Linked DNA regions of Homo sapiens: regions 1 and 3 are each linked to region 2. A link is an interaction called in ENCODE POLR2A ChIA-PET data of the cell type or tissue named here. Cell type or tissue: Panc1. All regions are shown on one strand. Links, peaks and the distances in the headings refer to the core of each region. The heading gives the core; the rest is flanking DNA.

Region 1 (7,694 bases), core at 1,568-6,567, 49 kb after region 2:
ATGTGCATGTGGATTGAAGCTGTTGACATTTCAGTCATTCTAATGATTTAAACTTCTGTGAGAGATTTAATGCTTGTGTCCAAGTTTCTGTGGGTATTGAATATATGTTAAGTTAAAGTATTTCTGTGTTACTGTCTCCTTCAGGAACCTGATTCTGAACAGCAGCCCTTAAAACAACTCACCTGTGACTTGGAGGATGATTCTGATAAATTACAAGGTCAGAATGAAAACTAGATCTTAACATTTGATAAAAATTATTTAGGTCTAGATTATAGTAATAATGGGAGAAAACCCAAACCATCAATTCAGAATATGTCTGCCTACCCTGTTTCAAACTTATGCCAAAAACAGGGACAATAAGTAAAAGTTTTTTTTCCCCATTATTTGGTCTGTTAACACTCCTGCTCTCAAAAATAAAAGAAAATTCATTCATGTTGATAAAGCATGTTGTTGCAAGAGACATTTAGGTTGAGGTCAGTGAGTTTTTTTTTTTTTAACCTCTTTCCAAACCCCAGTAATATTGGCATCATTAGCCTTTGGTCCTCCATCACTGCCACCTCTGGGGAAATCTAGAAGGAGAAAGGAAGGAATATTACTGTGATTTAGCTGGCAGAGGCTACTGTCAGAATTACTTTGATGACAGGTAGTGGTCAGGTGGTTACCAATTTGTTTTTGGTTATGCTTCCCGAGACTTCTGACACTTAAGCAGCAGGGCTTCCTAACTTCTTAAAAAACGTCATGGTACATACAAATAATTAACAATGTTTCTATAGCACATTGCGGTAAGTGGAGGAGGCTACTAGGGTGGAGGGAACCTGCCTGAGAGCGTGAGCACCCTGAGGATTATGGGGGCCCTTGACATACCAGTACACTCATTGGGAAGCTGTGCTAAAGAAATCCAGGAGTCTAGTGAAATACATGTCTAGTCAACATGTTGCCATGGAAAGAATACTTTGGGTAGTTGAGTGATCTGCAAACAGTGTAGAAATGGAGCAATCATATCTAGAAGCACAGAAGTAATTCAGAGGTATTTGCAGTAGAAATTAGAGTTAGAGTGCACTTAAAATCAGAATACTACAGCTGGGCGCAGTGGCTCACGCCTGTAATCCCAGCACTTTGGGAGGCCGAGGCGGGTGGATCATGAGGTCAAGAGATCCAAGACCATCCTGGCCAACATGGTGAAACCCCGTCTCTAGTAAAAATACAAAAATTAACTGGGCGTGGTGGCACGCGTCCATAATCTCAGCTACTCGGGAGGCTGAGGCAGGAGAACCACTTGAACCTGGGAGGCAGAGGTTGCAGTGAGCTATCACGCCTCTGCACTCCAGCCTGGCGACAGAGCTAGACTCCGTCTCAAAAAAAAAAAAAAATCAGAATACTATTTTTCTTGCTGTTCTTTTGGATTGACTCTAATCTGTACATGTTTCAAAGCATCTAGCAAGTAGTTTCACTTTGCCTGTATGTATAGCAAAATAGTAACCTATACCAGTGAAGCTTAACCTTGGTTGTAGGTCATGGTTTGTTTGCAAGCTAACTCTAATGTAATAATTGTGGCATTTAGAGTAGTGTTAAGGGAACTACCTGTTAGAGCCCAGTCAGCAGGATAATGAGGACTATTGTAGTCTTATTCTCTGGAACTTTTTCTTCCTGGAAAACTCCCAAATTGTGAAAGTTGATACATTTTAAGTTACTACTGTGAAAGAACGTGAGAATGTGACAGTTTTTTTTCAGAGTTTCATACAAAATGCTGTGATGCAGAAATAATCTTTCAACTTTTTCTTTTTTATTATTATTTTACATCAGAAAAGAGCTGGAAGTCTTCCTGCAATGAAGGAGAATCCTCTTCTACTTCTTATATGCATCAGAGGTCACCTGGTGGTCCCACCAAACTGATTGAGATCATCTCAGACTGCAACTGGGAGGAAGATCGGAACAAGATTTTGAGCATCTTATCCCAGCACATCAATAGCAACATGCCACAATCACTTAAGGTGGGCAGCTTCATCATTGAGTTGGCTTCTCAGCGAAAGAGCCGGGGTGAGAAGAACCCTCCTGTTTATTCTTCTCGTGTGAAAATCTCTATGCCATCATGTCAAGACCAAGATGATATGGCTGAGAAATCTGGATCAGAGACTCCTGATGGTCCATTGTCCCCTGGGAAAATGGAGGATATCTCTCCTGTGCAGACAGATGCCCTGGATTCAGTGAGGGAGAGATTACATGGAGGCAAAGGTCTGCCTTTTTATGCAGGGCTTTCTCCTGCAGGGAAGCTTGTGGCCTATAAACGTAAACCCAGTTCAAGTACATCTGGGCTTATCCAGGTGAGAATTATCTTTAATCTGGGTATAGCACCTTTGTATACACCTAGGTAGTATCATGATTTTTCAGAGCCCTTTATGGTCCTGATATCCTTTATCTTGACATTTCCTGGGAACTGGGTGACAAAATTATTATCTCTTTTTGTAATAGGCCTAGTTTAGATGCATACCTAGAGTGAATTTTTGTCACATTTATGAACAGAAACGTAGAGCCTTGTATTAGTTTTAATTTTCTTTCTAATCTTCCCAGAAAGTTGCTCTTCATAAACTTTATTGCCTGCAGGCTCTAGTGATACTTTGACAATAAAGCAAGGGTAATCAGGGATTCAGTCTAGCTCTTGGAATTTATTATTAGCAGATAGGTTTCAAAACAAAACCATGGTTAGAACGGTAGGTGTAAGGGGAAGATGAAATTGACTTAAAGATAGGCAATATATGTTTAGAAACTTGGGGAAAATTTTAAAAATTTTTATTTATTATTTATTTATTGCAATCTTGGCTCACAGCAACCTCTGCCTCCTGGGTTCAAGCAATTCTTTGTGCCTCAGCCTCCCAAGTAGCTGGGATTACAGGCATGTGACACCACACCTGGCTAATTTTGTGTTTGTGTGTGTTTTTTTTTGTTTTTGTTTTTTTTTTAGTAGAGACGGGGTTTCGCCATGTTGTCCAGGCTGGTCTCGAACTTCTGAGCTCAGGTGATCCACCCACCTTGGCCTCCCAAAGTGCTAGGATTACAGGGGTGAGCCACCATGCATGGCTGAAAATTTTAATTTAGTAAGGTGTTATTTAAATACAAGAGTAAAAATTCAGCCATATTTACTTAATTATATTTTTTCTTTATTTGATTCGTAGGGGTTTTGTTAGTGTAACTGTTGTAGGACAAATACCTTTATCCTTGATACTTAGTAATTCACGCAGGTTGTATTAGTAAAATTATACTGGCATATAGAAAATTTGAAAAGAGACGTTCTGAATTAATGTCATAGTCAGAAAAGGTTTTTCTAGCTGAGCGCAGTGGCTTACGCCTGTAATCCCAGCACTTTGGGAGGCCGAGGTGGTGGATCACCTAAGGCAAGGAGTTTGAGACTAGCCTGGCCGACATGGCAAAACCCCATTTCTACTAAAAATAAAAAAGTTAGCCCGGCGTGGTGGCGCGCGCCTGTAATCCCAGCTTCTTGAGAGGCTGAGGCAGGAGAATCATTTGAACCTGGGAGGTGGAGGTTGCAGTGAGCTGAGATTGTGCCACTGTATTCCAGCTTGGGCAACAGAGGGAGATTGTCTCAAAAAAAAAAAAGTGCACTTTTATATTAGAGTAGCAAATGTGTGGAAGTGTCTGATATTATTGCAAAGTTAGCTTGACTTTCATTAGATTGGCTGCTTCTAAGTCACTAAGGACTTCTCCATTAATAATATGATTGATATAGGCTGGGCATGGTGGCTCACACCTGTAATACCAGCACTTTGGGAGGTGAAGGCGGGTAGATCATGAGGTCAGGAGTTCAAGACCAGCCTGACCAACATGGTGAAACCCCATCTCTACTAAAAATACAAAAATTAGCCGGGCATGGTGGCGTGTGCCTGTAATCCCAGCTAGGAGGCTGAGGCAGGAGAATCGCCTGAACCTGGGAGGCAGAGGTTGCAGTGAGCCGAGATCACGCCACTGCATTCCAGCCTGGGCGACAGAGTGAGACTCCATCTCAAAAGAGAAAATAATATTAATATGATTGATCTACTTAATTAAAAAACTTATTATTGCAGTTTACTGTTGTGCATGCTATGTAAATGCTTCTGTTGATATTTCTTATACTCTTGATGAGGAGAACAGTATTTTCTCTACCTTATATATTGATTGACACTTTGAAAACAGAGGTTTGCCTGATACAATTTCTAGTGAGACTAGACTCCCTAAAATACAAGCATGGAAATTTTTTGTTGTCTTCTGCCCAGGACTCACAAAGCCACCATAGAATGTGTCTGCATAAGCAGTCAGGCAACTGTAAACTTTGTAAACTTTGGGGAAGCTGCAGAGTAGGCTTCAGCGCAGTCCCAAGGGATCCGGGAGGGGGTATCTGACCTATTTCTGTATAGCCTGAAAAGTTACAGTAAAGTCTACTTTCAGGGGGAATGATCACATTCTTTGTACCAAACTCAAGGCAGAGATATTCTTGATCTCTGTGGGAATAATCACAATTTAACCAAAGTAGCAAAGAGTAATTTTGTTTTGTGTCTCTGAAGATGGAGTTGCTTGCTGTAGCTGGTCTCCTCACCAGTTCCCTGTTAGAGAGTAGATTCTACCTCACTCCATCTCCCCCAACCCCCGATTTTGAAATGGTGAAAAGGAAATATAGAAAAGGTTATCTTCTCTAGAGTTGCCTGGCAATATGACCTAGAGAACATGGGTAGAGACTTGGGAAGTTTTTGTTTTCTTTCTTTAAAAAAAAAAGAAAAGAAATCAACCCCCACAAAAAACAACTGTGCTGGTACCCATGATGGGCAGTCTGATAAACTCAGGCAGCAGAGGGGATCTTTACTTCATTTGTTGGTTCACTTTCTTCTGACTATTTAGTTAATTATGTCTAGAATAAGAATGAGTTCGTACCAACATTCAGTTTGAACCCATGTTTTATCCAAGAGATGAAAATAGTATTTTCAAAGCTAAGCTTTTTGAAAATGAAAAACTGTGAGGTAATTGTGGCTTAGGTTATTGCAACAATGATTGTCTTATAACTTAAAGTAGATTTCACTTATATTTTTCAAATATGAAGGATGCTTGAAAGGACCCTTGTGTGAGAGCTTCATTATGTCTCTCTGGTCTTATCAGAGAGATTCTGTGGGACACTCATTTTTGCTGATGAGGTTAATAGCTTAACCAGAATGCCTTATTTACAAGGAAAACAATTGGATAATTCTAGTTGTTTAGATTTGATGATAACTTTCACATAACTAGGATGCAGAAATGATGAGTTTCCGATTCTCTATTTTCAAACTACAATATGAAGGAGATGAGATTAGTTCAGAATATCAGTTGACAGCATTTTTCTACCTTCTGATTACTCAGATTATTCTAAATGGAAAAAGTCTACTTCTTTTTCCCTTTTAAATCTGAAAAATAGACTTATGAAAACTTGTAAAAATGAAGCCCCTGTCAAGGGAGAGGAGTTAGCAAGAGAATTTTATCTTTACAGAATTTCTCTTTGCCACTTGTTTCAGGTTAATGGTAAGAGTTACCCGCAGGCTAAGTTGCTATTGGGACAGATGGGGGCATTGCATCCAGCCAATAGGCTAGCTGCTTATATCACAGGCAGGTTGCGACCCTCAGTCCTGGACCTCTCAACCCTCAGTACTGTCATCTCCAAGGTAGCATCCAATGCCAAGGTGGCTGCATCCAGGAAACCACGTACCCTGTTGCCTTCAACATCCAATTCCAAAATGGCATCCTCCTCTGGCACTGCAACAAATCGCCCTGGGAAGAATCTGAAGGCGTTTGTCCCAGCAAAACGGCCAATTGGTAAGTTGGGGTGTATGTATGGTTTGGAAAGGCCTATGACTTGGTGGTGGGACAGTGGGTACAGGTATGGAGGTTGTAAAAATTAGAGAAATATGTACTTTGGCATTATTCTTATTCTTGTTGTCTGTCTTGCCTGGACTTTTTTGATTGTTTGGGGTTAACGTCTGATAACCTGCAATATTAGATGAATTGAGTTGTTTTATAGTTAATTTCTTGGTTTTATATATATTTTTTATTTTTTAATAACACTGACTTGAAGGCAAGTTTTATAGTTATTTTTAAGGTTTTCAGACTGGTTGTTATTAATGTAGAAAAGACTTAAGGATTTTAATTTTGTTTCTAAAAAGGGAAGACATTTAAAAATAGTTTACTATTATACTAAATTATTTACTAAAATATTTTACTAAATTAAAAATAGTTTACTATTTTCCTGTGAGGACTGGTGTTTCTGGCCTCTTGTTGAACTCTTGCTGGTGCTATGTAAATGCTTCTGTTGATACTTCTTAAACTTATGAAACCAAGGAGCTAGCAAAAGCTAGTGGTGTAAGTAGTATAGGCTTAAAGTGGAAAGCTCCTATAAATACAATTTTGAAAGTGTTGATTTATTCCATTCATCTCTGTTCTATGAATGAAAATCTCTCTTTTCCTTAACATTTAAATGCTGAAGTCTGTAATAAATTACCTTCTTGAAACATTTGTGTTTTAGCATTGAGAGTATCTATAGTTGGTTTATTGAATTCCTCTTTTTGTTGTTTCAAATCTGTTAGGAATGTTAGGTAAGAGTGTCAGTTGAAATCTCTGGCTGAATGGTTAGAGTTGTGTGAAGATAGAAGATATTTATTGTTTGCCTTAAAACCTATTTTGGCCGGGCGCGGTGGCTCACTCCTGTAATTCCAGCACTTTGGGAGGCCGAGGCGGGTGGATCACGAGGTCAAGAGATAGAGACCATCCTGGCCAACATGGTGAAACCCCATCTCTACTAAAAATACAAAAATTAGCCGGGAGTGGTGGCATGCGCCTGTAGTCCCAGCTACTGGGGAGGCTGAGGCAGGAGAATCACTTGAACCCGGGAGGCAGAGGTTGCAGTAATCCGAAATCGTGCCACTGCACTCCAGCCTGGTGACAGAGTGAGACTCCATCTCCAAAAAAAAAAAAAAAAAAAAAAGAATCTATTTTACCTTTTATTAAGGCAGCTTCAGTTGTGATTAAGGGGAGTAAAAAAAGCAATCCTATCCTGATCTGTTTGGAGAAATGTCTTTATATATTTTAGGAATATGTAATACGTAAGCATCTCATAATAGCACAGCTGTAAAGAGGTGAGAGTGCTCAGACAGGAGGAAATGGTAGAAACAAGTTTTTACATTAGAAATTGGGGGAAACAAACCCTCTCATTTTCTTTTATCTGTATTAGGTGATGAAGTTTTTGCTACTGTATTGTCTTTTTAGTATCCTGACAGTTTGAATATATTGCACAGTCAAAAGAATTTTAGTAGGAACACTCTATTTAATTTTTTAATTTTTCTTTCAAGACAGAGTCTTGCTCTGTCTCCCAGGCTGGAGTGCAGTGGCACTATCTCATTTCACTGCAGCATCCACCTCCTGGGTTCAAACCATTCTCCTGCCTCAGCCTCCTGAGTAGCTGGGATTACAGGCACGTGCCACCATGCCCTGGTAATTTTTGTATTTTTAGTAGAGACGGGGTTTCACCGTGTTGGCCAGGCTGGTCTTGAACTCCTGACCTCGTGATCTGCCCACCTCGGCCTCCCAAAGTGCTGGGATTACAGGTGTGAGTCACTGTGTCTGGCCTGGAACACTCAATTTTAATCCCTTTCTTGTTAGAACTGAGGTTTGTTTTTGGTCAAGGCAAG
Region 2 (7,694 bases), core at 1,860-6,859:
GAAACTGGATTTTGGTAATGGCTAATAACTATACATTTATTAAAAATTATTGAGTTAACACTTAAAATGTGGGTGGCTTTTATATTATGTAACTTATACAGTAAAGTTTTAAAAAAATTGATAAAGAGAGAGCTGTTTTCACCAGTTAAGTGAAATGTTTGAAAGGGGGAAGTTGTTTTGGTTTTCACATTTAATTCTGTGATCTGTCTTGAATTATTAATAATTTTTGTACATGCTGTGAAGGGTCAGGGTTCGTATTTTTCCATGCAGATGGCTAGGTGCTCTAGCATCACTTATTGAAAATAATTTTCTCCATTAAGTTGCATTGTTGCTTAGGAAAATCAGCTGACTATATGCGCACAGGTAGGTTTATTTTATACTAAATTCTGTTTCATTGATTTATTTGTCTATGTTTTCTATTATTTTGGGCAATACCGTGCTGTCTTAATGGTAGTAGATTTATAATAAGTCTTAGAATCTGGTAAGGTAAGCCTTTGAACCCCCCATTATTTTGGTTGTCCTGGGTTCTTTGTATTTCCACATAAATTTTGAGTCAGCTTTTCAGTTTCTGTGAAAAAACCCGCTGGAATTGCCTTGAATAATAGATCCAGTTGAAAAGACTTGATATCTTGACATCATTGAATATTCTGTTAAACAAGGTATATATCTCTGTTTATTTAGATCTTGTTTAGTTTATCTCAACCATAATTCATTCTTTTCAGTCTTTAATTAAACTTATTCCTAGGTGCTTTAAAAAATGATCCTTGTAATTGGCATTTAAAATAATTTTCCAGTTTTGGCTGGACGTGGTGGCTCATGCTTGTAATTCCAGCACTTTGGGAGGCCGAGGCGGGAGGATCAGGAGGATCATGAGGTCAGGAGATGGAGACCATCCTGGCTAACACGGTGAAACCCCGTCTCTACTAAAAATACAAAAAGAAATTAGCTGGGTGTGGTTGCGGGCACCTGTAGTCCCAGCTACTCAGGAGGCTGAGGCAGGAGAATGGCGTGTACCCGGGAGGCGGAGCTTGCAGGGAGCCGAGATCGTGCCACTGCACTCCAGCCTGGGTGACAGAGTGAGACTCTGTCTCAAAAAAAAAAAAAAATAATAATAATAATTTCCCAATTTTTTGATAGTATATAGAAATCCAGCTGAGTTTTACTAATTTATAGAGTCCTTTAGAAATTTTCTACATGTACAGTGTTACCTGTGAACAAATTTAGTTTTACATCTTCTTTCCAATCTTTATGCCTGTTCTCTCTCTTGCTTTATTGCATTGCTTGGACTCCCAGTACTGTGTTGAAAATAAATTTTGAGGCAGGGTGTGGTGGCTCACGCCTTTAATTCCAGCACTTTGGGAGGCCGAGGTAGGAGGATCACTTGAGCCCAGGAGCTTGAAAGCAGCCCTGGAAACATAGTGACACCCACCCAGCTCACCCCCATCTCTATAAAAACTTAAAAAAATAATTAGCTGGGCATGGTGGCACACACCTGTAGGCCCAGCTACTTGAGAGGCTGAGGTGGGAGGATTGCTTGAGTTGAGCCTGGGAGGTTGAGGTTGCAGTGAGCCATGGTTGTACCACTGCATGGGCAACAGAGTGAGATGCTGTCTTAAAAAAAAAATTTTTTTTTTGAGTGGTCATTCATGTCTCCTGATCTTAGAGAAACTCATTCTGTATTTTTTATAGCATGTTGGGTGTAGTTTTTGTGTAGTGCTCTTTATCATGTTGAAATACTTTCCTACTGTTACCCATTTTCCTGAATATTGTTAAGAATGAGTGTTGAATTTCATCAAATGATTTTTCTAAATCCATTGAAATACCATATGTTTTTTCTCCTTTATTTTGTTAATATGGTGAATTAACATTGATTTAGAGGGGAGGGGTGATCTTACATTCTTGGGCTAAACATTACCTGGCCATGATGATATCATCCTTTTTAATATTACTGGTTTCAATTTGCTAATATTTTATTGAGGATTTTTGCACCAAATTCATGTGGGATATTTGTTTATAGTTTTATTTCTGATGTGTTAGCAGTAGGGTTATGGTTACCTCATAAAACACGTTGCAAAGTGTTCTGTTTTCTGTATGTGCTGAGTTTGTGCAAGATTGCTGTTTTTTTTTTCATTATGTATTTGATAGAATTTATCAGTGAAGCCACAGAGTTTTCTTGTTGGCAGAATTCAAATCATGACTTCAAGTTCTTTGTTTTTTTCTATTTCATTGATTTTTCTCTCATCATTAACTCCTTTGTTCTACTTGTTTTTGGTTTAATTTGCCTTAGATTAGGGTTTGGTGGACTAAGACCCATGGATCATATGTGCCTACCGTTGGTTTTTACTTGGCTTGTAAGCTAAGAATGATTTTTAACAGTTTTCAGTGATTGGGGAAAAAAAATAGTTATTTGTGATGTGAAAATTAAAGTTCAAATTTCAGTGTCCTGTTTTTTGGAAGACAGTCATGCTTGTCTTTTGTATTTGTATTTTGTATTTGTATTTATTTTATTTTGTTTATGTATTGTCTGTAGCTTGAGTAGTTGCAGTAGAGACTGTATGGAATGCAAAGCCTAAAATTTTTACTGTTTAGCCCTTTACAGAAAAAAATGATCAACTCCTGTCTTAGATAATTGATTTTAGACTTTTTCATTTGTATGTATTTTAAACTATTCGTTTGACTCTTGAGCACTACTTTAGGTACATTCTACACATTTGGTATGTTGATAAGTTTGTTACTGATTTGTAGTTTGATTCCGTTGTTGTCAAAGAACATATGGCTTAAAACCTTTGGAAATTATCAAGGGTTTGCTTTATTGTCTAGGGTGTCATCTGTTTCTGATTGATACTTCATGTATACTTGAAAAGGATGTGTGTATTGTACAGTTGTTGGATATAATATTCTATAAAGGCTTATCAAGTAAGTTTGATTGATAGTGTTATTCAGTTCTTCTGTCCTGATTTTTTTAATGTCAGTTACTGAGAAAGATGGGTTAAAATCTCCCACCGTATTTGTGGATTTGTCTGTTTCTCTTTTTGGTACTATAGATTTTTGCTTCAAATACTTTGAAGCTAATATATGATTAGGTACATATACTTCTAGGGTTGTTTATGTTTTCTTGGTTAATTGAACTCAAAATTTTAATTATGTGCCTCTTTATCTCTGATAAAACTATTTTATTTTGAGATGGAACCTCGCTCTGTCACTGAGGCTGGAGTGCAGTGGTGCGATGTTGGCTCACTGCAACATCTGCCTCCCGGGTTCAAGCGATTCTCCTGCCTCAGCTTCCCAAGTAGCTGTGATTACTGGCACACACTGCCATGCCAACCTAATTTTTTGTATTTTAGTAGAGATGGGGTTTCACTGTGTTGCCCAGGCTGGTCTTGAACTCCTGAGCTCAGGTGATCCACCTGCCTACCAGAGTGCTGAGATTATAGACATGAGCCACCGTGCCCAGCCTAAAACTCCTTATTTTAAAGTCTACTTTGTTTGATGTTATTGAGCCATATTGGTTTCCTTCTAATAAGTTTTTGCATGGTTTATCTTTTTCCCTCCTTGTACTTTAATTCTTCTTCCTTGAATTTACATTGCGACTCTTTTAAATAGCTGATAGTTGGACTTGTTTCTTTATCCACTGTTTTAACCTTTGGCTTTTAATTGGACTGTTTTGTTCATTTACATTTAATGCCATTACTTATGTAGCTGAGTTTTAACCATGTCATCTTGCTATTTCCTGCTTCTCTTATCTGTTTATCTTTCCCTGTTTTTGTGTGGATTGAGCTTTTCAAATTCCATTTATATAAAAATTACCTCTTTGTAATTTTTTTAGTGGTTGCATTTGTCTACTCAGGCTGCCATAACAAAATATCGTAGATTGGCTGGCTTAAGCAACAGAAGTTTTATTTTTTTCACAGTTCTGGAGGCTAGAAAGTCCAAGATCAAAGTTCTGGCAGGGTTTGGTTTCTCATGTCTCATCTTGGCTTGTATACATATATAGCTGCTTTCTTATTATGTCCACACATGGGGGGAGCGGGGGATGTCTCTCTTCCTCTTCTTATAAGCCCACCATCCTGTTGGATTAGAGTCCTACCCTTAAAACCTCTTTTAACCCTAATTTTCTCCTAAAGCCCTGTTTGGGCTTCCACATACAAATTTGGTGGGGGACACAATTCAGTATATAGCAGTGTTATATGGATTACAATGTGCATCCTTAATTTATTGAATATAATTTGAATAATGAACTGCTAATGCACTTATATTTGATGTCCTTCTATGTGATATAAGCCTCTAAACCTTGTTACTTTATTTGCTTTAAACAGTCAGTAGTTGGTGTGTACCCTCTCCCTCTCTCTGTGGCTCGCTCTCATCCTCTCTTGCCTTCCCTTACCCTCTCTCCCTCTTCCTTTCTCTCCCTACCTCTCTCCCTCTCTTCTCCCTCCTCCTTCCTCCCTTCCTTTCTCCCTTTCTCCTTCTCTCCTTTTCTTTCTCTCTCCCTCTCTTTCTCCTCTTTCCCTCTCTCCTTCTCTCCTTAAAAATAAAAAAAGTCAGTAGTCATTTAAATAATATAAGAAAAGTCTTTTATATTTACGTATTTATTTATTTGTTTTCATCTGTTTCTGGATCTGTGTTTATTTTGGTTCATTTTCTTTTTCTTTTTTTTTTTTCTTTTTTTTGAGATAGAGTCTCACTCTGTCACCCAGGCTGGAGTGCAGTGATGTGATCTCAGCTCACTGCAACCTCTGCCTACCAGGTTCAGGTGATTTTCCTGCTTTAGCCTCCTGAGTAGCTGGGACTACAGGTATGCACCACCACACCCGACTAATTTTTGTATTTTTAGTAGAGACAGGGTTTTGCCATGTAGGCCAGGCTGGTCTTGAACTCCTGGCCTCAAGTGATCTGTCCACCTCAGCCTCAGCCACCACACCTGGCCCATATTGTTTCATTTTCTAACAGTCTGAAGAACTTCCTTTAATAGTTATTTTTTAAAAACTTTAAAAATTGAGATATAATTCACATACAATAAAATCTACATAAAATTCACCTACCAACTGAAAGTGTAGAGTTCAATGGTTTTTAATATATTCACAGGATTGCACAACCGTTACTTCAGTGCTGCAGTCAGTTTTAGGACATTACCAGCACCCCAGAAAGAAAACCCATTAAAAGTAACTTCCCATTTTCCCTCAACCACTCCCCAGCTCCACCCAATCCAACACAACCACCTGTCTCTGTCTCTGTAGATTTGCCTATTTTGGATATTTTATATAAATGGAATCATTTAATATGTGGTCTTTTGTGCCTGGCTTGTTTTACTTAGCTTGATGTTTTTAAGGTTCATCCATGTGTAGCATGTATCTGTACTTCGTTTCTTTTTATTGTCAAATAATATTGTGTGGACATTACCACATTTTTTTTATTCATCAGTTGGACAGTAAGGTTTTTAGTTTTTGGCTGTTACGAATAATGTTGCTGTGAACATTTGTATACAAGTCTTTGCGTGAACACAGTTTTTTGGTGTTGAAAAGACCATTCTTTCCTCTCTTGAATTGTCTTGGCACCTTGGCAATTGAATCAGTTGACATAAATGTGGGCATTTATTTCTGGACTCTCAATTCTGTTAGTTGATCTGTATATCTAGTCTTAATGTCAATATCACACTGTTGACTGGGCACGGTGGATCATGCTTAAAATCTCAGCACTTTGGGAGGCCAAGGCAGTAGGATAGCTTGAGCCCAGGAGTTTGAGACCAGCCTGGTCAACATGGTGAAACCCTGTCTCTACTAAAGAGAACCTGTCTCTACAAAAAAATAAAAATAATAGCTGAGTGGTGTGGTGGTATGTGTCTGTAGTCCCAGCTACTCGAGAGGCTAAAGTGGGAGGATCACTTGTTTCCAGGAATTTGAGGTTGCAGTGAGGTATGATTGCACCATTGCACTCTAGCCTAGGTGACACAGTGGGACCTTGTCTCAAAACCAAACCAAACTAATAGACACACTGTCTTAATTACTGTAGCTTTGTACTAAGCTGAAACCTGGAAGTGTGAGTCCTCTGAGAACTTTGTTTCTAATTTTCAAGATTGCTTTGTTTTTTTTTTTTTTTTTTGGTGGCTCCCTTGCATTTTCTTGTGAATTTTAGGGTCAGTTTGTCCCTTTCTGAAAAAAAAAATCACAGATGGAGTTTTGGTAGATACTGCATTGAATTTGTAGATCACTTTAGGGATTATTGCTGTTTTACCAATATGAAATATTTTTTGTCCATAAACGTGGGATATTTTTCTATTTATTTTGGTCTTTAATTTGTTTCAACAGTGTTTTATAGTTTTCCATGTATAAGTCTTAAACTTCTTTTGTTAAATTTATTCCTAAATATTTTATTCTTGTTGATGCTATTGTAAAATGGAATTACTTCCTCATTTCACTTTTGACATTCATTGCTAGTTTGTAGAAAAACAATTTGTGTGTGTGTGTGTCTTGGATCCTGGAATCTTGCTAAACTGATTTATTAGTTCTAATAGTTTTTTAGTGGATTCTTTAGTATTTTCCATATACAAGATCATTTACCTGTGAATAGAGATAGTTTTGCTTTTTCCTCTACAATCTGGATGCCTTTTATTTCTTTTTCTTGCCTAATCATCCTGATAGAATCTCTAGTACAAGTAAGTAGACGTGGCAAGAACTGATATATTTGTCTTATTTGAGAGCTGAGGAGTATTTTTATGCAATCTGAATGATCTCAGCTGTCTGAAAATGTCTTCAATTTTAAAGGCTTCTTTTGGTAGGTATAGAACATTAGTTTTTCTTTCAACACTTCATGATTGGCGGTAAAGTATATTGTCTTCTGACTTACATAGTTTCCATTGAGTCACTAGTCAGTCTGTTGTTCTCTTTGTTGTTCCTCCAGTGTAATGTCTGTTTTTCCCTCTGCTGCTTTCAGTATTTTTCTCTTCATCTTTCATTTTCAGCAGCCTGACCTTGATGTGCCTAGATATGACTTTTTTTTTTTCCTTCTATTCGTCCCCATTGTTGCTTACTGAGCTTCTTGGATCTGTGGGTTAAAATCTTTTGCTTTTGGAAGATTTTTGTTCATTTTCTCTTCAAGTATTTCTTCACTTTGTTTCTCTTGTCTTTTTGGCAGGGCAGTTACTAGTATGTTAGATCATTTTATGTTGTCCCAGAGATCTCTGACACTTTTTTGTTTTGTTTTGTTTTGTTTGTTTCTCTGTCCTTCAGTCTAGGTGATTTCAAGTGGCTTCCTATTTTAGTAAATTTCAGCTCACCTCTCGTTTCAGCTGTGTCAAGGGAGGAGTGGTTGGTCTCCTATCCCTGGCAGGACCTTAGGACCTAAGCATTGGTAGACTACATGTTCTCTTATTTCCAGGCCAGCCTTTCTGCGGCACTGCTGTTTGTTCTGCAGAAGTCCTCTGGAGGGGGTGGTAATTGGACAGCAGTGAGGACTAGTTTCCTATTTGGGGTCCTCGAGATTCTGCCCATGCTCGGGCATTAAAAGTTGGTTTCTCTGTGTTTTTGCAAAGATCCTTTGCCTATAGTTGCTTTTTTCTCTCCTTACTGTATCTTCACACAGTGCAAATGCTGCTTAGGGTTGAAAGCAGTAGCTATCTCCGGTCACCTAGAGAAGGCTGATCTTCTTCTGTAATTCACTTCATTTAGGCTTATTTATGTCTAGAGGTCTTCAGTATC
Region 3 (7,694 bases), core at 1,657-6,656, 110 kb before region 2:
CACTCGGCTAATTTTTGTATTTTTGTAGAGACAGGGCTCCGCCATATTTGTCAAGCTGGTCTTGCGCTCCTGGGCTCAAGGGATCCATCTGCCTTGGCCTCCCAAAATGCTGGGATTACAGGTGTGAGCCACCACGCCCAGCCCAGAGGACCTTTCATGAGCCCCAGGGGGAGTGGGAGCCACTGTGACCAGAGAAAGAATCTGCTCCATTTCTTGCTCTGGGATTGGACTTCCAGAGGGCCGAGGTCATGGACAGGCACAGGAAGGCTCAGCCTGATGGTGGGGTCCTTCCCTTGGACAGTGGGTTTGAAGTGCCCTGAGCCTGGGCTGTGGGTAACTCACCTACACCTGAGAGGGAAATCTTGAGTAGACAAGCCAGGCCCTGGCCCTCCTGTTCATTCAGCAGAGCTCAGGGCATGGCAAGGGGCAGGAAGCTCACATCTCCCTGTGGCTGCAGCCTGCTTCAGTTCTAATCTGGCGCTGTAGAAGCTCTGAAGGGCAGTGGGGACCAGACCCCAGCGCAGCCTCCTCCCCAGCTGGAGCTGGTGCTGTCAATGGAGAGTGGGCAGGCACTGGCCTCACCCAGGCAGCCTGGTGGACAGGCGCCAGTTGGCTCCTAGCACAGCCTTGAGGACGTGTCCCAGTCTGGCCATGTACCCACGGCCCCAGACCATTCCCATTCCCACGACCTGTTCAGTGTCTGGCATGATTACTGCCATTACTGGTGGCCCCTGCTGGGGGTGTGCTGGTGTGTGAGGCAGTGCTTGGGGCTCTTGTCATGGGCATAGGCAAGAGAGTCAGGCATTTGCATTCATTGGACTTGGTCTCAGCGTCTTTCCATTAGGTTTTTGGTTTGTTATTTTTCCACCTGAGCCTGAGGCATTCCTTGGGCATCCTGAGTGATAGGCTTCAGGGAATTTATAAGGTTCCTGAAATTGTATGTAAAAAAGCATTCCTGGCAGGGGACGGTGGCTCACGCCCGTAATCCCAGCGCTTTGGGAGGCGGATCTCCTGAGGTCGGGAGTTCCAGACCAGCCTGACCAACATAGAGAAACCCCGCCTCTATTAAAAATACAAAATTAGCTGGGCGTGGTGGCGCATGCCTGTAATGCCAGCTACTTGGGAAGCTGAGGCAGGAGAATCACTTGAACCCGGGAGGCAGAGGTTCTGGTGACCCGAGATCACACCATTGCACTCCAGCCTGGGCAACAAGAGCAAAACTCCATCTCAAAAAAAAAAAAAAAAAAAAATTAATTCCTGTTGGCAGGAGAGCTGGAAGCTTTTTCCAGATACTCAAAAGTTATATATGAATAGTGAGGACTTTTTCTTTTTTTTGAAATGGAGTTTTGCTCTTGTCGCCCAGGCTGGAGTGCAATGGCACAATCTTGGCTCACCACAACTTCCACCTCCTGGATTCAAGCGATTCTCGTGCCTCAGTCTCCTGAGTAGCTGGGATTACAGGCATGCACCACCCTGCCCAGCTAATTTTGTATTTTTAGTAGAGACGGGGTTTCTCCATGTTGATCAGGCTGGTCTCAAACTCCCGACCTCAGGTGATCTGCCCACCTTGGCCTCCCAAAGGGCTGGGATGACAGGTGTGTGCCACCTTGCCCAACCAATTTTTGTATTTTTTAGTAGACACGGGGTTTCATCATGTTGGCCAGGCTGGACTCGAACTCCTGACCTCAAGTGATCCACCTGCTTCGGCCTCCCAAAGTGCTGGGATTACAGGCATGAGCTACTGCACCTGGCCTGATTCAGTAGGTTTCCTTTTTTTTTTTTTTTTTTTTTTTTAAAAAAAAAAAAGAGAAAGGGCCTCGCTCTGACAGCCAGGCTGGAGTGCAGTAATGCAATCACAGCTCACTGTAGCATCAAACCCCTGGGTTCAAGAGATCTTCTGCCCAGCCTCCCTAGTAGCTGGGATTACAGGTACTTACCACCATACCTTGCTTATTAATTTTTTTTTTTAATAGAGACATGGTCTCGCTATGTTGTCCAGACTAGTCTCGAACTCCTGGGGTCAAAGGATCTTTTAGCCTCAGCCTCCTGAGTAGCTGGGACTACAGGTGCATACCACTGTGTCCGGCTGCACGGTGAGGAATTACTGAGTAGGTACTGCCCACTCAGCACAGGAGGGACTTCGGAGTCAACCCCCTCGCTTCAAATCACAGCTCTGTCACTTTCCACGTGTGTGACTTTAGTCACGGTTCTTAACCTCTTTGTGCATGTTTCCACATTTGTAAATGTGGAAATGATTTCTATTTGATCATTGCTTTCATAGGGTTGTTGTGAGAAATAATAAGCTAGGATGTGCCTGTAATCCCAGCTACTCAGGAAGCTGTGGTGGGAGGATCACTAGAGGCCAGGAGTTTGAGACCAGCCTGAGCAACATAGCAAGACCCTGTCTCTACAAATATATTTTTTATTTATTTAATTTAATTAATTTATTTGTTTGTTTATTTATTTTGAGATGGAATTTCACTCTTGTTGCCCAGGCTGGAGTTCAATTGTGCAATCTCGGCTCACCGCAACCTCCACCTCCTGGGTTCAAGCGATTCTCCTGCCTCAGCCTCCCAAGTAGCTGGGATTACAGGAATGTGCCACCATGCTGGGCTAATTTTTTTTTGTATTTTTAGTAGAGATGGGGTTTCTCCATGTTGGTCAGGCTGGTCTCGAACTCCTGACCTCAGGTGATCTGCCTGCCTTGGCCTCCCAAGGTGATCCCACCTCAGCCTTCCGAGTAGCTGGGACTACAGGCGTGTCTACCAAGCCTGGCTAATTTTTGTATTATTATAGAGACAGGGTTTTGCCATATTGCCCAGGCTGGTCTCGAACTCCTGGGCTCAAATAATACCCCCCTTCGGCCTCCCAAAGTGTTGAGATTACAGATGCGAGCCGCTGTGCCCCACCAGGGAATAAAATTTTTTAAAACCCTAGTGCCATATGATGAAGGGGCCCCTGCTTTTGAGGGAAGGGCTCCTGCCTTTTCTCACGCTTCTCTCCACCCCAGGTATGATCTCATGTACCAGTGCTGGAGTGCTGACCCCAAGCAGCGCCCGAGCTTTACTTGTCTGCGAATGGAACTGGAGAACATCTTGGGCCAGCTGTCTGTGCTATCTGCCAGCCAGGACCCCTTATACATCAACATCGAGAGAGCTGAGGAGCCCACTGCGGGAGGCAGCCTGGAGCTACCTGGCAGGGATCAGCCCTACAGTGGGGCTGGGGATGGCAGTGGCATGGGGGCAGTGGGTGGCACTCCCAGTGACTGTCGGTACATACTCACCCCCGGAGGGCTGGCTGAGCAGCCAGGGCAGGCAGAGCACCAGCCAGAGAGTCCCCTCAATGAGACACAGAGGCTTTTGCTGCTGCAGCAAGGGCTACTGCCACACAGTAGCTGTTAGCCCACAGGCAGAGGGCATCGGGGCCATTTGGCCGGCTCTGGTGGCCACTGAGCTGGCTGACTAAGCCCCGTCTGACCCCAGCCCAGACAGCAAGGTGTGGAGGCTCCTGTGGTAGTCCTCCCAAGCTGTGCTGGGAAGCCCGGACTGACCAAATCACCCAATCCCAGTTCTTCCTGCAACCACTCTGTGGCCAGCCTGGCATCAGTTTAGGCCTTGGCTTGATGGAAGTGGGCCAGTCCTGGTTGTCTGAACCCAGGCAGCTGGCAGGAGTGGGGTGGTTATGTTTCCATGGTTACCATGGGTGTGGATGGCAGTGTGGGGAGGGCAGGTCCAGCTCTGTGGGCCCTACCCTCCTGCTGAGCTGCCCCTGCTGCTTAAGTGCATGCATTGAGCTGCCTCCAGCCTGGTGGCCCAGCTATTACCACACTTGGGGTTTAAATATCCAGGTGTGCCCCTCCAAGTCACAAAGAGATGTCCTTGTAATATTCCCTTTTAGGTGAGGGTTGGTAAGGGGTTGGTATCTCAGGTCTGAATCTTCACCATCTTTCTGATTCCGCACCCTGCCTACGCCAGGAGAAGTTGAGGGGAGCATGCTTCCCTGCAGCTGACCGGGTCACACAAAGGCATGCTGGAGTACCCAGCCTATCAGGTGCCCCTCTTCCAAAGGCAGCGTGCCGAGCCAGCAAGAGGAAGGGGTGCTGTGAGGCTTGCCCAGGAGCAAGTGAGGCCGGAGAGGAGTTCAGGAACCCTTCTCCATACCCACAATCTGAGCACGCTACCAAATCTCAAAATATCCTAAGACTAACAAAGGCAGCTGTGTCTGAGCCCAACCCTTCTAAACGGTGACCTTTAGTGCCAACTTCCCCTCTAACTGGACAGCCTCTTCTGTCCCAAGTCTCCAGAGAGAAATCAGGCCTGATGAGGGGGAATTCCTGGAACCTGGACCCCAGCCTTGGTGGGGGAGCCTCTGGAATGCATGGGGCGGGTCCTAGCTGTTAGGGACATTTCCAAGCTGTTAGTTGCTGTTTAAAATAGAAATAAAATTGAAGACTAAAGACCTAAGGTTTTGTCTCTTTTTTTTTTTCTTTTTTTTTGAGACAGTCTCACTGTGTTGCCCAGGCTGGAGTGCATGGTGTGATCTTGGTTCACTGCAACCTCTGCCTCCTGGGTTCAAGCGATTCTTGTGCCTCAGTCACCAGAGTAGCTGGGATTACAGGGGCTCACTACCATGCCCAGGTAATTTTTGTATTTTTAGTAGAGATGTGGTTTCGCCATGTTGGCCAGGGTGGTCTTGAACTCATGACCTCAAGTGATCTGCCTGCCTTGGCCTCCCAAAGTGCTGGGATTACAGTCCTGAGCCACCACACCTGGCCCCAGCTTTGTCTCTTAAATGTTTACTTTTTTTGAGATCACAAAGATGAAAGATTTTTATAGAGAGAAAAGTCTGGAAAGACATATGCCAAAATGTTAACAGCTGTTATCTTTTTTTTTTTTTTTTTGAGACCGAGTCTCACTCTGTCGCCCAGGCTGGAGTGCAATTGCGCGATCTGAGCTCACTGCAAGCTCTGCCTCCCAGGTTCACGCCATTCTCCTGCCTCAGCCTCCCGAGTAGCTGGGACTACAGGTGCCTGCCACCACGCCCGGCTAATTTTTTGTATTTTTAGTAGAGATAGGGTTTCACCGTATTAGCCAGGATGATCTCAATCTCCTGACCTCGTGATCCGCCTGCCTCAGCCTCCCAAAGTGTTGGGATTACAGGCGTGAGCCACCGCACCTGGCAACAGCTGTTACCTTTAAATGATGGGGTTAAGGGGACGTTCTTCTTTGTGCTTTCCAAGTTTTCTGCATTGAGCACAAAATGCTTTTGTAATTAGATACAGGATCCCAATGAATCTTATTATACTGAAGATAATACAGAGTCACCGTGGGCAGTTAGAAAAATGCAAAAAATCGGCTGGGCGCAGTGGCTCACGCCTGTAATCCCAGCACTTTGGGAGACCTGGGTGTGTGGATCACGAGGTCAGAAGTTCAAGACTAGTCTGACCAACATGGTGACACCCCGTCTTTACTAAAAATACAAAAATTAGCTGGGCATGGTGGCGCGTGTCTGTAATCCCAGCTACTCAGGACACTGAGGCAGGAGAATTGCTTGAACTCAGGAGGCGGAGGTTGCAGTGAGTCGAGATCCCGGCAGCCTAGGTGACAGGCGAGACTCCATCTCAAAAATAAAATAAAAATAAAAATGCAAAAAATAATAAAAGGTGCCAGTTACCTATACTCCCACCACCTAGAGATAATCACCATTGATCTTTTGAAAATGCAAATATTCAGCTGGGCACAGTGGCGTGTATTTTTTTTTTTTTTTGAGACGGAGTCTCGAGTCTCTCTCTGTCGCCCAGGCTAGAGTGCAGTGGTGTGATCTCGGCTCACTGTAACCTCTGTCTCCCAGGTTTAATCAAGTCTCTTGTCTTGGCTTCCCGAGTAGTTGGGACTACAGGCACGAGCCACTGTGTCCGGCTATTTTTTGTATTTTTTTGTAGAGACAGGGTTTCGCCATGTTGGCCAGGCTGGTCTCGAACTCCTGATTTCAAGTGATCTGCCTGCCTTAGCCTCCCAAAGTGCTGTGATAACAGGGGTGAGACACCATACCCAGCTTGTAATCCCAGCACTTTGGGAGGCTGAGGCGGGTGGATCACTTCAGGCCGGGAGTTCGAGACCAGCCTGGGCAACATGAAACCCCATCTCAACTAAAAATTCAAAAAAGTTTAGCCAGGCTTGGTGGCGCAGGTTTGTCATCTCAGCTACTGGGTGACTGAGGCATGAGAATCACTTAAACCTGGGAGGAGGAGGTTGCAGTAAGCTGAGATCTTGCCACTAAACTTCGGCCTGGGTGACAGATTAAGACTGTCTCAGAAACAAAACAAAACAACAAAAAAGCTTTTAGAGCAAGTTCATGGGAGATGCAGCAGGAGGCGCAGGAACCACACATGTGCTAGTGAGGAGTGTGGGGAGACTGGGAGGGCCCACAGGTATTGTGCTGCTTCTGGCTGAGGGCAGGGGAATAGGGTGGCTGCTTCTGAAAGCAAATATCCTGAAAAACCTGTTGCTGGTACTCCAAATTCTGGTTCCCATGTAGATCATGAAACCTGAAAAACTTCCAGGCAAGTAGCTTTCAGAATCTTTCCTGCTGTGATTAGCTTTCACTGCAGGTAGTGATTACCTGTGAGATAACATCTGGGAATTATTGATTGAAAAGACCTTCACTATCGGTTGGGGGCGGTGGCTGATGCCTGTAATCCCAGCACTTTGTGAGGCTGAGGCGGGTGGATCACCTGAGGTCAGGGGTTCAAGACCAGCCTGGCCAACATGGTGAAACCCCATCTCTACTAAAAAATACAAAAACTAGCCAGGAGTGGTGGCAGGCACCTGTAATCCCAGCTACTTGGGAGGCTAAGGCAGGAGAATCACTTGAACCCTGGAGGCGGAGGTTGCAGTGAACTGAGATGGCACCAGTGCACTCCAGCCTGGGTGACAGAGCGAGACTCCATCTCAAAAAAAAAAAAAAAAAAAAGAGGCCAGGCATGGTGGCTCACGCCTATAATCCCAGCGCTTTGGGATTTTCTGTCTCAAAAAAAAAAAGAGAGAGACTCTGGATCAAAAAGGATTTTCACAAACAGATCCAAAGAACCAGCATCCAGATTAAGAAACAGCATTAACAGCAACCCAGAAGCAACCCTTGGGACCTGCCTCAATCTCTGCCTCCTCCCTACTCCCCATAGGTAACCTCTATCCTGACCTCTTAACACCATGGATCAGTGAAGCTCCTTTTAAAAGTATATAAATGGAGTCATGTAGATTTGATTACTTTGCGTTTGGCTTCTTTCCCTCAGCAACATGTTTATAAGGATCATCTAACAACAGCAGTTTTGAAAAGTGAGTCTCAAAGAGGCAAGAATGGCCGGGCATGGTGGCTCACACCCGTAATCCCAGCGCTTTGGGAGGCCGAGGCGGGCGGATCACAAGGTCAGGAGTTTGAGACCAGCCTGGCTAACAGGGTGAAACCCTGTCTTTACTAAACCCTGTCTTTACTAAAAATACACAAAATTAGCCAGGTATGGTGGCAGGCACGTGTAATCCTAGCTACTCGGGAGGCTGAGGCAGGAGAATCACTTGAACCTGGGAGGGGGAGGTTGCAGTGAGCCACTACATTCCAGCTTGGGTGAGAGAGTGAGACTCCATCTCGGAAAAAAAAAAAATTAGCTGGGCGTGCTGGTGGGTGCCTGTAATCCCAGC

Evidence for each region. Peaks named below come from ENCODE experiments on the same cell type or tissue, not always from the same donor. Only the 100,000 strongest peaks of a DNase experiment are listed, where the experiment ranks them.
Region 1: POLR2A ChIA-PET joins it to region 2 with 5 read pairs; 8 of 35 experiments call an interaction of 5 or more read pairs at or near these places.
Region 3: POLR2A ChIA-PET joins it to region 2 with 7 read pairs; 2 of 35 experiments call an interaction of 5 or more read pairs at or near these places.

Annotation. Positions count from the first base shown.
Region 1 is chr15:41,734,378-41,742,071 of GRCh38, forward strand. MGA (MAX dimerization protein MGA) reads left to right here. Exons shown (of 24, transcript NM_001400225.1): 12 at 145-217; 13 at 1,804-2,321; 14 at 5,529-5,826. Among named protein-coding and RNA genes, the nearest start is that of MAPKBP1, 36 kb to the right of the region's middle. In Panc1, for the core only: no CTCF peak of the experiment used is centred there; no DNase peak of the experiment used is centred there.
Region 2 is chr15:41,684,914-41,692,607 of GRCh38, forward strand. The region is part of intron 2 of MGA (MAX dimerization protein MGA); the gene reads left to right. It overlaps MIR626 (microRNA 626), which reads left to right and starts at 6,672; the gene lies at 6,672-6,765. In Panc1, for the core only: no CTCF peak of the experiment used is centred there; no DNase peak of the experiment used is centred there; H3K27ac peaks cover 3,955 bases.
Region 3 is chr15:41,574,876-41,582,569 of GRCh38, forward strand. It overlaps TYRO3 (TYRO3 protein tyrosine kinase), which reads left to right. Exons shown (of 19, transcript NM_006293.4): 19 at 3,011-7,694. The coding sequence ends at 3,401. Among named protein-coding and RNA genes, the nearest start is that of TYRO3, 20 kb to the left of the region's middle. In Panc1, for the core only: no CTCF peak of the experiment used is centred there; no DNase peak of the experiment used is centred there.